2 separate regions of the Homo sapiens genome follow, and region 1 is linked to region 2. Evidence: chromatin contacts called from ENCODE Hi-C or POLR2A ChIA-PET data. All regions are on one chromosome and are shown on one strand. The core of a region is the stretch at or near the end of the contact, and the rest is flanking DNA. Distances in the headings are between cores, read along the strand shown.

Region 1 (5,599 bases), core at 2,906-5,405, 450 kb before region 2:
TCCTGGTTCTAAACCCCACACTCTTTCTTTCTCCTCTGCCACCTCCTGAGCAAAGTCCTCACTTTGAGAAGGGGCAGCTGTCAGCTTTGAATTCGTGTCTTCTCAGCCCCCTCTCTTACCATGGAGCTCCAGAAGTCCACCCCACTGATGCCCATGGAGGGCCTTTCTCTACTTCTAACTCCACATCATGTTCTTTGATAAAAGCCTCCCTGCTGGAACAATTGCCTTCATTATGCCCATGTGCTTGTGCAAATTTGTGGCTGATTTCTCCCAGGGGAACAATCTCCACTTAAATTCAAAGCCATCGAGGGGCTCCTCTAATCTCAAAAGCATTTGTAGAGCTGAATGCTGTGTTTTTACTCCCAAGGTGATGTTCTGGGAAATCACCAAGCCTCCCTAGTGCGCGCACTCAAACCAACACCACTTTGGTCAAGTATTTCTGTACCTATTAGGAGATCCTGAACCCCAGCTCACAAGATAACGTGTTGTCCTGAGTTCCTTGCTCTCTAAGGGATAGAGGTGGCATGCTCTTGCTTCCTGAATACCCATCAGCTGCTGGTGGGTTGAGGGTTTTATATCCTGATCACTGTCCCCTTAGGCAGACAGTCACCTCCCTTCCCAACCACCCTGTGAATGTTTTCTCCTTCACAAACAATCGCTAATGATGTTTTCTCTCTGGACTGACACCTGCCTTATTAGGAGCCTGCTCCACTCAGCAGCAGCACCTGAGCAGGGCCCTGGGCCTCCAGCCTGCCTGAGGCAAGCTGAGCCCAATAGGGGAATGACTTACAGTGGCAGTTCAGAAAATCAGAATTGAGATTCAGAGACTTCTGAATGGTTATGTCCCGGAGGGATACATGATGGTGATCTGCGGATATTTTCAGAGTCACTCCATTTGATTTTATTTTTGGGTTTTGCTGGCCTTCCTATAATGGAATACAACAAGCTTTCTTTCTTTAGGTACACGTGGTTTGCATTTCAGAGAGCTCCCTCCTACAGGCAGATGCATTCATGGGCTGGGGGAGTTTGTAAGTCTAAAAACAAAGTGGAGAGAATGTCCACCTGCTTTCCTTTTGTCAGCTCTTTGCAGATGAATGTAGAAGGGCAGGGATTCTATGGCTGCCTATATCTGAGGCAAGAGCTGCGAGGACAGGAAATGCCACGTGGAGTTTGCATGAGAAGAACACCGGGCAGGGGGAGTTGAAAGACATCTTGCTATAACGAGAGAAACAGTCGAGCACACAGAAGTGCCTCCCCAGCCCCGACATCCTGCTACTGGGAAAACTCAAAACATTCTGGGAACCTGACATCCTTTAACATTTCCCAGGCTGGCAGCTCCAGGGGGTCTGGCCTGTGGATATGGGAGGACATTAAGTGCATGGTTCAGGCAGAAAGCACACAAATGTCCAGTTCTGACCCTAAAGTGGGTTTCCAAATGCTGTGCTGATCTGGAGCCCTCGTGCCCAATGCTAGGGACCAGCATGTGCCACAGATCTCTCTGCTGCCTGCTCCCAGCTTGTGGCTTCTGTTGTCCTTGCCGGCTGGCCACAGGCTTGGCCACAGTTGGCTGGCTGTGACCAGACAGAAGAACAGAATGATAGATGTCACCGGAAGAGCAGGTTTTCCATCTTTAGAAAATGAGGCAGGGGGGCACAGTGACCAGGCCTGGGCAATATAAAGCAGATCGAAGATCAAGCCCAGACTCAGGAATAGACAGTTGTGTATTTGAATCCCAGCTTTGCCCCTTGCTAGCTGTGTGGCTTTGGGAAACATCACCTGCCTTTTTTGAGCCTGTTGTTACTTCCTCTGTGCACTGGGGAAAATATATCTTACATGGTTATTGTGAGAATCCAAACACACAAAGAACTGAGTAATAAAGTACTTAGCTCTGGGCTTGGCACATAGCCGCCATGACATAAGTGGTGATCTTTGATTTAGTAAGTTTAATTTTCAGTCATAAACCTGAGTTTGAGACCAGCTTTGGTCATTTAAGAGATATGCTGCTTTGGGCTACCCATCCAGTCTTTCAAATATCATTTTCCTTACTTATAAGACAAAGTAACACCCAACTCACGGAAGTGTTACACTTCCAAGAAGCCTTCTCTGATCCCCTGTCATGTGGAGTGTGGCATTTCAGGCTTCATGTGCTCTTGATAAAACACAGATCCTACTTCTATAGCTGTGGCAGGGCCTGGGCTACTGCATTTTGAATAAGCATCCGGGTGATGCTGATGCTTCAGGTCCGTGGACCATGCTTTGAGTAGCAAGGATGTAGAATTTGTTATTCCTTTTTTTTGTGTATCTCCATTATCATAATGGTAGTCATAAGCATGTTTGGAGATGTGTTTGCGTGTGTGTGTGTGTGTGTCGGGGGGTGTTTTCTCATGTCTCCCTTGTGACTGGGCACACCTATAGGACAGGGACAATGTCTCCTCTCTCTCTCTCCATTCTTCACAAATGAGTCTTCCATTGACCAGAGCTCAAGACAACTTTCACAGGCAGGAGGGTAGCAGCTGCTTCCTCTGTCCACCTTCTGATGCTTTGAATCAAGTCGGCCACTGTGATCTAGGATGGGGAAGCCTAGCTACGTTTACTGAGTAACTCTGTTGTTCCATCTTAGGGACCCTCCACTGCCATTTATTCTCAGAATCCAGTGTCCCTAGGGCCACTTTGCTCATGAACAGAGCTTTCTCTTCACCTCCACCCCCTGCTATGTTGGCTTCTAGAATTCGGTCCTGGGCTTTGAGCCCAGGGTCCAGTGTCCCTTCAGTCTGATGCCTGCTAGTTTCTACTTATGGACCTATAGGCTGACGCCCTGGATGGAGAGTCATTGACCACTCACCTGAAGCCTCAGGCTTGGCACTCTTTGTCCCCATTCCTGGATCTGTGACCTCAGTGCTGGAAATCTGAGTTAGCTCTCAGTGCCCTGGGGAAGCTGGGCCTGACCCCTGAACTGAACCAACAGAGGGTGTTCACTGCTTTCCCGCTCACCAAACCCCACTCCCTCTGCTCAGCTCATATCACATTTGGTCTGGTTGGAGCCCCCTCCAAAATGACCTCATGCTTCTCAGTGTGCAGAGTCATGAACCAGGGAATCACCAAATTGTTGACGAAATGGTTGAAATATGGGAAGAAGTAATGCTTTTCAGGTAAGAGAGAAAGAATAAAGAACACAATCTCCTCTTCAGGCTTATCAAGGTGCTCTGAGTATCTAGGGGTAGACATGAGTGTATGAATCAAAAGTCAGAGGAAGCTTTTTTTTTGAGACAGAGTCTTGCTCTGTCACCCAGACCTTAGTGCAGTGGTGCTATCTCGGCTCACTGCAAACTCAGCCTCCCAGGTTCAAGCAATTCTCCTGCCTCAGCCTCCTGAGTAGCTGGGATTACAGGCACCTGACACCACGCCCAGCTAATTTTTGTATTTTTGGTAGAGACGGGGTTTCACCATATTGGCCAGGCTGGTCTGGAACTCCTGACCTCAGGTGATCCGCCCGCCTGGGCCCCGCAAAGTGCTGGGATTACAGGCGTGAGCCACGGCGCCCAGCCAGAGGAAGCTTTTAAATCCTGTGCATTGTCTAAGGCTCCTTCTAGCACCAACAGCGCCCCCTCATGCACAAACACATGCACATGCACACATTCACACTCACCTCCCTCCAGACCCCTGCCACAACGTTGGGCTCAGCCTGTTGTATAGACGCCACTCATGTCAGTTTCATTTAGTTCTGTCTCACTCTGGGTTTCTCTTTCTCTTTTCATCCCTCATTGCCCATCTCTCTCTCTTCCCTTCCATTATCCTCTCCCTCTGTACCTCTCTCCCTCTGTTTCTCTGTTCCCTACCATTCTGGGCCTCTGTCTTGTTCCTTTATCCCTTCCTCACTCTCTCACTCCTGGTGCTGTATTTGTTTCTCCCCTACACTTGTCTCTCAGCTCCATCTGCTTTCTCTGGTTCTTTCTCCCTTGGACCTTGGTATGGTTTGGCTCTGTGTCTCCACCCAAAACTCATCTCAAGTTGTAATCCTCACGTGTCGAGGGAGGCACCTGGTGGGAGGTGATTTTAATATGGAAGTGGTTTCCGCCACGCTGTTCTCGTGATAGTGAATGAGTTCTCACGAGAACTGATGGTTTAAAAATGTGGCACTTCCCCTTCGATCCCTTGCTCGCTGCTGCTGCCACGTAAGAAGTGTGTTGCTTCCCCTTCGTCTTCCACCATGAATGTAAGTTTCCTGAGGCTTTCCCAGCCATGCGGAACAGTGAGTCAGTTAAACCTCCTTTCTTTATAAATTACCCAGTCTCAGGTGGTATCTTTATAGCAGTGTGAAAACAGATTAATACAGGCTGTTTCTCATCTGATTCCATCTCCTAGCGTCTGTGAAGTTCTCTATCTTTCTGTCTCTGTCAGGTCATGAGCATAATTTCCATCTTCACACATACCCCAAAAAAACCAGAGAAGGAGAGCAGGGAATGGGCTGGCTCTTCTCTTCTTCCAAAGCCTGAAAATCTGGCTTGAAGCGCTGGAGCTGGCCAAGCTTTGTGCTGACCAGTAGGCTGCCTTGCTTCTTGGCAGGAGAGTTGCTGGGAGGCCCCACCCAGCGCATGAGGATTAGACAACATCCATGAGGGATGCTGACTGCTAAGACGGACATACACTATTCTCAGATATGAGTTTTCAAACCTCTTGCAAACACATCCTTCCACCCCTCCTAGTGTCCCTCTCTGAGAAAGAAAAATTATTTTTCTCTGTGGCTTCACCTTCATTCTCTGCACTGCAGGGCTCTCTGGAGGGTTGGGTTCACTTCTGTTTTCTTCCCTCTTTCCAGATAACTTACAATAGACATGAATTGTCTTTGTAACAAGAATAAAAAATCATGAAATAAATTAAATGAACGTGTTGGGCTAGGCCATCTTTAGGACCCACCTTTTTGGCGCCCATGTGCTATGATAGCTCCTGACTTTGCCAACACAGAGACAAAAAAGAAACAGCATGCATGGGAAAATTTAGGTTTCTACAGGAAGGAAAGCAATTTTTTTTTTTTTAGATGGAGTCTCACTCTGTCGCCCAGGCTGGAGTGCAGTGGCGCGGTCTCGGCTCACTGCAGGCTCCGCCCCCGGGTTCACGCCATTCTCCTGCCTCAGCCTCCCGACTAACTGGGACTACAGGCGCCCGCCACCTTGCCCAGCTAATTTTTTGTATTTTTAGTAGAGACGGGGTTTCACCTTGTTAGCCAGGATGGTCTGGATCTCCTGACCTCGTGATCCGCCTGCCTCGGCCTCCCAAAGTGCTGGGATTATAGGCGTGAGCCACCGTGCCTGGCCAGGATAGCAATTCTATACAGAAAAGGCCTCTGCTGCTTTGAGGGTCTTTGGGCTTAGAAAGAAGAATCTAAGGTTTATGATCAATATTTTTGAAATATTTTAAAATGAGCACAGCCAATTAGCAGGTGATTGTCACCTGCCCAAGCAATCATTTGGCTGCTCTAAGCTTCTGTCCCAAGGAGCCAAAAAACTGGGACATCAGGGATGACAGAGCATTTACGTGGTCTAGCTGTGCCCAGAAAAATCACCTAAGTCCTGTGGATTTTGCAGGTGACATCAAGAATACC
Region 2 (6,010 bases), core at 2,284-4,783:
AGATCCTAACACAGTCATAAAAAAATCCCCTCTGAAATGTGCACTTTGTACTGTGTCTATGAGTAGGTGTGTTTAAAATGTCACGAACTGGAATGCCTAACTCTAGTTCCCAGGAATTAATCACTTAGAAGAGTGAAAGGGGGGAATTAACTTTCTTTAAAACTTATAAGGTTCTCCAAAGCAGCAGCCAAAATAGAACTTGCTGAATAGAAATATGGTTATCTTTCCATAAGAACTAAAAATCTTTTTTTAACATATTTTTCTCTGAAACTGCTTTGCCAAGTTTCCTCTTGTGGATTAGCTGCAGGTCACAGATATTCTGGGAATAAAGATATGAAAGGATTTTTTTTTCTTTCTTGGTTACAATTCAATGATTTTAGTAAATTTATAGATTTGTGCAATCATCACAACTATCTAGTTTTAGAGCATTTTGATTGCCCAACAGAATTCCCTCAAGTTCTATTTGCAGTCAATTCCTGTTCAAATCCTCAGCCCTGGGCAACCACGGCTTTATGTTTCTATAAGTTTGCCTTTCCAGTTCATATAAATGGCCATTTCATATAAATGAAAATCATACAATATGTTGTTTTTCATTTGGCTTTCAGCATATGTTTTTGAAGTTCATTCGTGATGTAGCAAACATCAGTATTTCTTCCCCTTTTATTGCTGAACAATATTCCATGGTATGGATACACCCTGTTTTCTTTATCTACTCACCAGCTGATGGGTATTTATGTTGTTTCTTTTGTTTATCTGCTCACCAGTTGATGGGTATTTGTGTTGTTTCCAGATTTTGGCTATTATAAATAAGGCTGCTATGAACATTCTGGTGTGTGTTTTTGTGTGAACATGTTTCCTGTTCTCTTGAGTAGAATCCTAACTTGCTGGGTTGTGCAAAGGGTTATTGACTGCTGCTATACACTAGGTTCCATCTGATTCAGGTGTGTAGTGTCAGTGGAAACTTATCAAGCAGTTTTTAACTTACTTTTTAAAATCGGCTGATGCACCCATTACTAAAGGGATGGTCTATAAAAACAACTGTTGTGATTCGATAAATGCTGAACAGAGAGGAGAGGTCAAAGTCCAGCTAATGTCAGCTGACATGTGGCCAGGTTCATCTTTGGACACGCTTCCAAAAGGGAGTTTATGAAACTTGCTTCATGGATCAAGAGATGTCCTAATCATTACAGATCCCGGGCATCTTTGTATAATATATGTATGATCAGATTGATCGTGACTTCACACTCCCTCTAGGACCACGTGGAAGGGTTGAGAAAATCCAGGCAATAGTTTGTAGCCAAACAAGAGCAAAACTCGAGTACCTCTGAGGGAAAGCCGGACCCCTTGTCCATCCTCTCCTGTGTAAGTAACTTCATTTATAAGCTGAAATGACGCCACCAGATCATCCTATTACCATCACCATGCCTCATTAGAGTGGGGACTTTCGGCGGTGGCTTGGGAAGTACCCAAAGTTTTAGGGGTTACAGCAGAGGCCAAAAAGGCAGACAGAGGAAGCAGGGTAGAGCTCTGAAAAGGTTCAGGGCCAGGGACCCACAGGGGGAGGCAGGAGTGGCAGGCACCACGATCTGCTCTCTGGCGCTCTACAGGAAAGCACCGGGAGTCAATGTCCTCGCGCGTCCCTTGCGCAGAGTGTGGTGCGAGGTTGGGGGGTTACTGGAGACCCAGGGGGCTATCACCTTGGACACCTATGGTGGGGGGAAGGCTGAGGAGTAAGATAACCGGGCAGCTGGAAACTTACAGCTCTTCCCCCGCAGTGGAGGAATGAGGAGTTCAAAGGCCACGTCCACACAGAGGGTGACAGAGGCATCCTCTCCGCGCAGGACGCGGACTGGGGGCAGGCACGCAGCGCCACCCGGATCCTGGAGTCGTCAAGAAAAACGCGGGCGCGCAGGCCGAAGAGGGTAGGTCCCGGGGCAGCCTCGCCGGCACCCGCCCCCGCGGGCGTCTCCCCAAGCCGTGTGGAAACCCGGGCGGCTGCGGGCGCTCGGGACCCGCGGGCTGGTGACCAGGAGCTGGAGGGCAGGGCTCGGCCGCTCTTGCCTTAGCCCCGCACTGGGGTTCCTTCCCCATGCGCTCAGGATCCCAAGCTTTCTCTTCCGTTTTCGGCCTCTTTTTCCGTTAACTCCTGGGCCCGTCTCCTCCCCTCTAGCCCTTTCAAACTGCTTGGCTGTGGCGCCCAGCTTTCCCTCCGCAGCCTCCTTCCCCGTCTTTTTCGCGGGTCCATCTCTTCTCCTTTCCCAGCCTCATCCCCGTCCCCCTAGGCGGTTCCTTTTTAGCCTTCACCCACTGGCGTCTCCACCTTCCTCCGCCTCCTCTCTTGCCTCCACCTCCCACCCTGCAAACTTGTTCAAGCCAGGGGTCCCCACACAGGCATGGTTGTTCCCTGCTGGGTGTGCGGATCCCCACGCCGTTCCCGGTACCGCGAGCGCCCCGCCCAGTCCTTGGCGTGATTCCTAAGCCCCGGCCCTGCCAGCCCTTTCTCCCGGCGACTCGGGGAGGGAGGGCAGGAAGCAGGCCCGGGGAACCCTCACGGTAGCGAGTCGTCAGTGAGGGGAACAGCGGAGGAAGGAGCTAGGACTCCGGCGCTGCGCCCCATTAGGCCCTTTCTCCCGTAGAAACGCACACTCCACCGGGCCCTGGCGGGTCTGTAGCGAGGGAGTGGCAACAAGTGACACTACCGGCGGGGGCCACTGATACCTGGCTGGGGTAGGGGCCAAGGCACCCTCCCAAAAGCTGGAGCGAGGCCGACCCCGGCGAAGCGCTCCCCGCGCACCCCTCTCCGAGGCGTTGCGTGGGGGGCACTAGACGAGAGGAGAGCTGAGAGAGAACGGAGACTGGGCTCTTCCCAAGTCCTAAGTCTCCCTCCCCGCCCGACTTCACCACCAGAGCCACCAGAAGAGTTTGCAAGGGATGGGAGATTGAGAGGGGTGGGGGCTGGGCAGGAGCCGCCAACGTTGAGGGATTTTTGGAAGGTGGGGTGGTGGAGTGAGAAAGAATAGAACGCGCTCCCGAATTCCCAATTGCTTCCCTCACTTGGACGATACCTTCCCCCAACCACCATCCCGGCCCGCCAGGCGAGAGCCCAGCCTGGCCAGCTGGAGCGGATTTGGGGGAAGGAGGAAAATGGGGGCTCCCAACCCCTCTCCAGCTTCCCTCCGCCGCCCTCCCTGATTGGCTGTGCGTCCCTGGAGCCCAACTTCAGTCGCTCCAGACTCCATCTGAGCCCTGAGGGAGTCGGAGCGCCGCGCCACGGGGCGGGAGGGGCGGCCACGAATCCAGGGGTTAGCATCTCTGGGCCCCTGGGGGGAGGGGCGCGGACGGGGTCGGCCCCCGCAGCCTCTGCGAGGCCCATCTCGCTGCCTCTCGCAGCCTCGGCTTCTCTCAGCCCCCGCCCTTTCCTTCCCTCACAGCGGCAGCCTCCCTCCTCCCGCCCCCCCCGCCCCGCACCCGCCTGCCCGCCCGCCACCTCCCCCCGGTTTCTCATTCCTGCCACTAGCGCGCTCGGCGGCTCATTCCGCGGCCGCCGCCAGCTGAGGGGAGCGTCGCGGGCCGAGGAGCAGATGCCGCGGGGGCCGCTCGCAGCCGCCGCTGACTTGTGAATGGGACCGGGACTGGGGCCGGGACTGACACCGCAGCGCTTGCCCTGCGCCAGGGACTGGCGGCTCGGAGGTTGCGTCCACCCTCAAGGGCCCCAGGTGAGGTGCGCCGCCAGTCCCTTCCTCTCGCCTGGTTGGGGCTTCTTGGAATGGGGGGCAGGATTTTCTCAGGAAGAGAATGTCTTGGCGGGGCGGGGTGGTGAGGGGGACGGTGGTATCTGAGTCGAGAAGGCTTCACTAACGCAAAGCAAAAGGGAGGGAGAGATTTGTTTAAAAATCAGAAAGGGAGAAGGGAGCCAGCTGTGGGCGCGGGCAAAGCAGGGGACGGAGGCTTCAGATGTGCGCTCCACGACTCTCCCTGGCTCCGGCCTCCTGTGGGGTCTGCGCCGAGGCCACAGCAGAGGGGGTTTGTACCTGGCTGGGGCAAGAGACTGCAGAGCAGACCTCCGGACACGCCGACTGTCCCCGGTCATATCTCTGGGGAAAGTCGCCCACGGCGCGGTGCCCGCCAGCCCTGCGCCGCTTCCCCAAAGCGGCGACATGACCGCGCTCTGCGGGGTTCTTACTCCATCCTCCCGGATCCCTGCCGAAAGCTCCCCGGGGCTTAGTCCCTGCAGTCGAGACTGCCGGGTAAGCCCGGGAAAACGGAAAGACCCCAGCTCCGGAAGGAGATTGCCCGCACTTTAATAGCGTGGGTTTGGGGCCGCCGACTGTGGTTCTGGGGCAGCAGGCTGCGGTGCGCTACAGCCCTCCAGCCCGAGTCTCTGCGGGAGCTCTGGCGCCCGTTTGTAAGCTCCCACCAGCGCAGGAGTAGGTCCATGAGCGGCCCAGACTCGGGCTCGCCTCTGGCTTGGGATTGGCGAAAGCTGCCAGGGTCAACGTTAACTTTGAGAACCACACCTTCCCGAAACCTGCGCCGCTTCTCGGAGCGCGCCAAGCCTCTCTAGCTCCCGGCACGCACGGCCTCCCTCCCTGCGCTCTGCCCCGGAACGCGAGCCGGGAGGTGGGAAGCACTGAGAAGCTGGCCAGATGGGGAGGACGGCGAGGAGAGCTCCCTTCTCCCCCCTCCCCAACCCAGAGGAACTGTAGGAGGGCCCGCCTCACGCTGTGAAGCGGAGTCCCCAGAGAAAGTGGGGTCGGGGGAGGCTTGCGGGTCCGGCTTCCTTGTCCGTTTTTTTGCCGAGGCCCTGCTTTCGCCCGGGGCTCGCCGCGCCTGCCTCTCCCGGGTGAAAGGTTTTCTAGGTGCTAGAAGAAGCCCTGTTGCTTTTGCTGATAATGCAGTAGGAATTTCATGGGCCATCACACTGCTATTAAGAAATCGCATCTTTTAATTATTTAATACCATCCCTGCCTGACGACGGGTTATCCCTAAGGGATGGGAGTGGGGGGTTGTTCTTGAAACCCGGCTGTATGAGGGTATAGATTTCACTAAAGTCTTCCCCCTTCGTCTCCCCCTAAAGAAATCGTGCTACGATCGCTCTGAAATCTTTTCTTATTTTCTTCTTCTAATCATGGCTATCGGTTTAATATGAGGCAGTAAGTTTTCGTTTTAATCACAGGGAGGCTACCATAATTAATCTGGCTAGAGGACGGATCAATTTCCTCATCACTTGGGCTTGCAGCAGACGTCGATGGTTTTGCGGGGTGTCTGGATTTCCTGGGGATGGGGATGCAGATGTGTTCTCAGGAGCGAGGATCCTGTAGCATCGCATGAGCACATTTGCCAGGCTGGGCTCTGAGCGCTAGAGCCTAATATGTTGGCAGAGAAGAGAAGGGACTGACCTTCTTTTCGTTAATCCTGGAATTGTTTTTCCTACAAATACGTAGGTGCAGACACCAGAACAGAAATATTAACTGCCCAACCCTAGCTGCAGGGAGCCTGGTCTTCTTCCAATAGGACAAAGGAAAAAAAGTTACAAAACAAAGGGACAGAGTTGTGGCCAATACGAGAAGCACTCTGAGGCTCCAGCTACTGAAGTTCCTTAAATGTAATCTCTGATTCCAAGTTTTAGAGTTGGCCAGTGGGCTCTGGAATTCGAACCTCTGTGAAAAACTGAAATCCAGCCTAGTACAAAAGGAATGTGAGTGCTTTTCAGTAGAGACCAGGGAAAGGCATCTGAAAGGCCAGGAAACTTTGCTTGAGTAAGGATTATCTTTACATCTTACTTTTGAAACATTGTAAATTAAGACATTAAAATGTCTTGCAGGCATGCACTATTATTAATAAAAATTATTACTATCATTTTAGTTGTTACTTCAGAGTCTGCATAAACTGGGCATTTTATGACATTGTTTGAAAGAATAAACCACCCTCCTCACCCCTGGGAAAGGGGGAATGAAGGCAGGCCTTGGAAGGATTGAGACTGGATAATCTGGCGAGCCCCAGACATGTA

Evidence for each region. Hi-C counts contacts between places; a loop is a spot of excess contacts on that map. ChIA-PET counts read pairs that join two places held with the same protein, here RNA polymerase II (POLR2A). Pooled maps may share reads with other maps.
Region 1: a map of PC-3 shows a loop between it and region 2 (6-fold over the local background). The contact joins the promoter of LINC00922 here to the promoter of CDH11 in region 2. A Hi-C loop is called at or near these places in 3 of 168 maps with a recorded cell type or tissue (IMR-90, PC-3 and chondrocyte) and 2 of 50 pooled maps. POLR2A ChIA-PET finds 5 or more read pairs at or near these places in 2 of 52 experiments (A673 and activated naive CD4-positive, alpha-beta T cell).

Annotation. Positions count from the first base shown.
Region 1 is chr16:65,574,853-65,580,451 of GRCh38, reverse strand. It overlaps LINC00922 (long intergenic non-protein coding RNA 922), which reads left to right and starts at 4,155. Exons shown (of 10, transcript NR_174971.1): 1 at 4,155-4,213.
Region 2 is chr16:65,119,586-65,125,595 of GRCh38, reverse strand. CDH11 (cadherin 11) reads left to right here and starts at 3,533. Exons shown (of 13, transcript NM_001797.4): 1 at 3,533-3,716.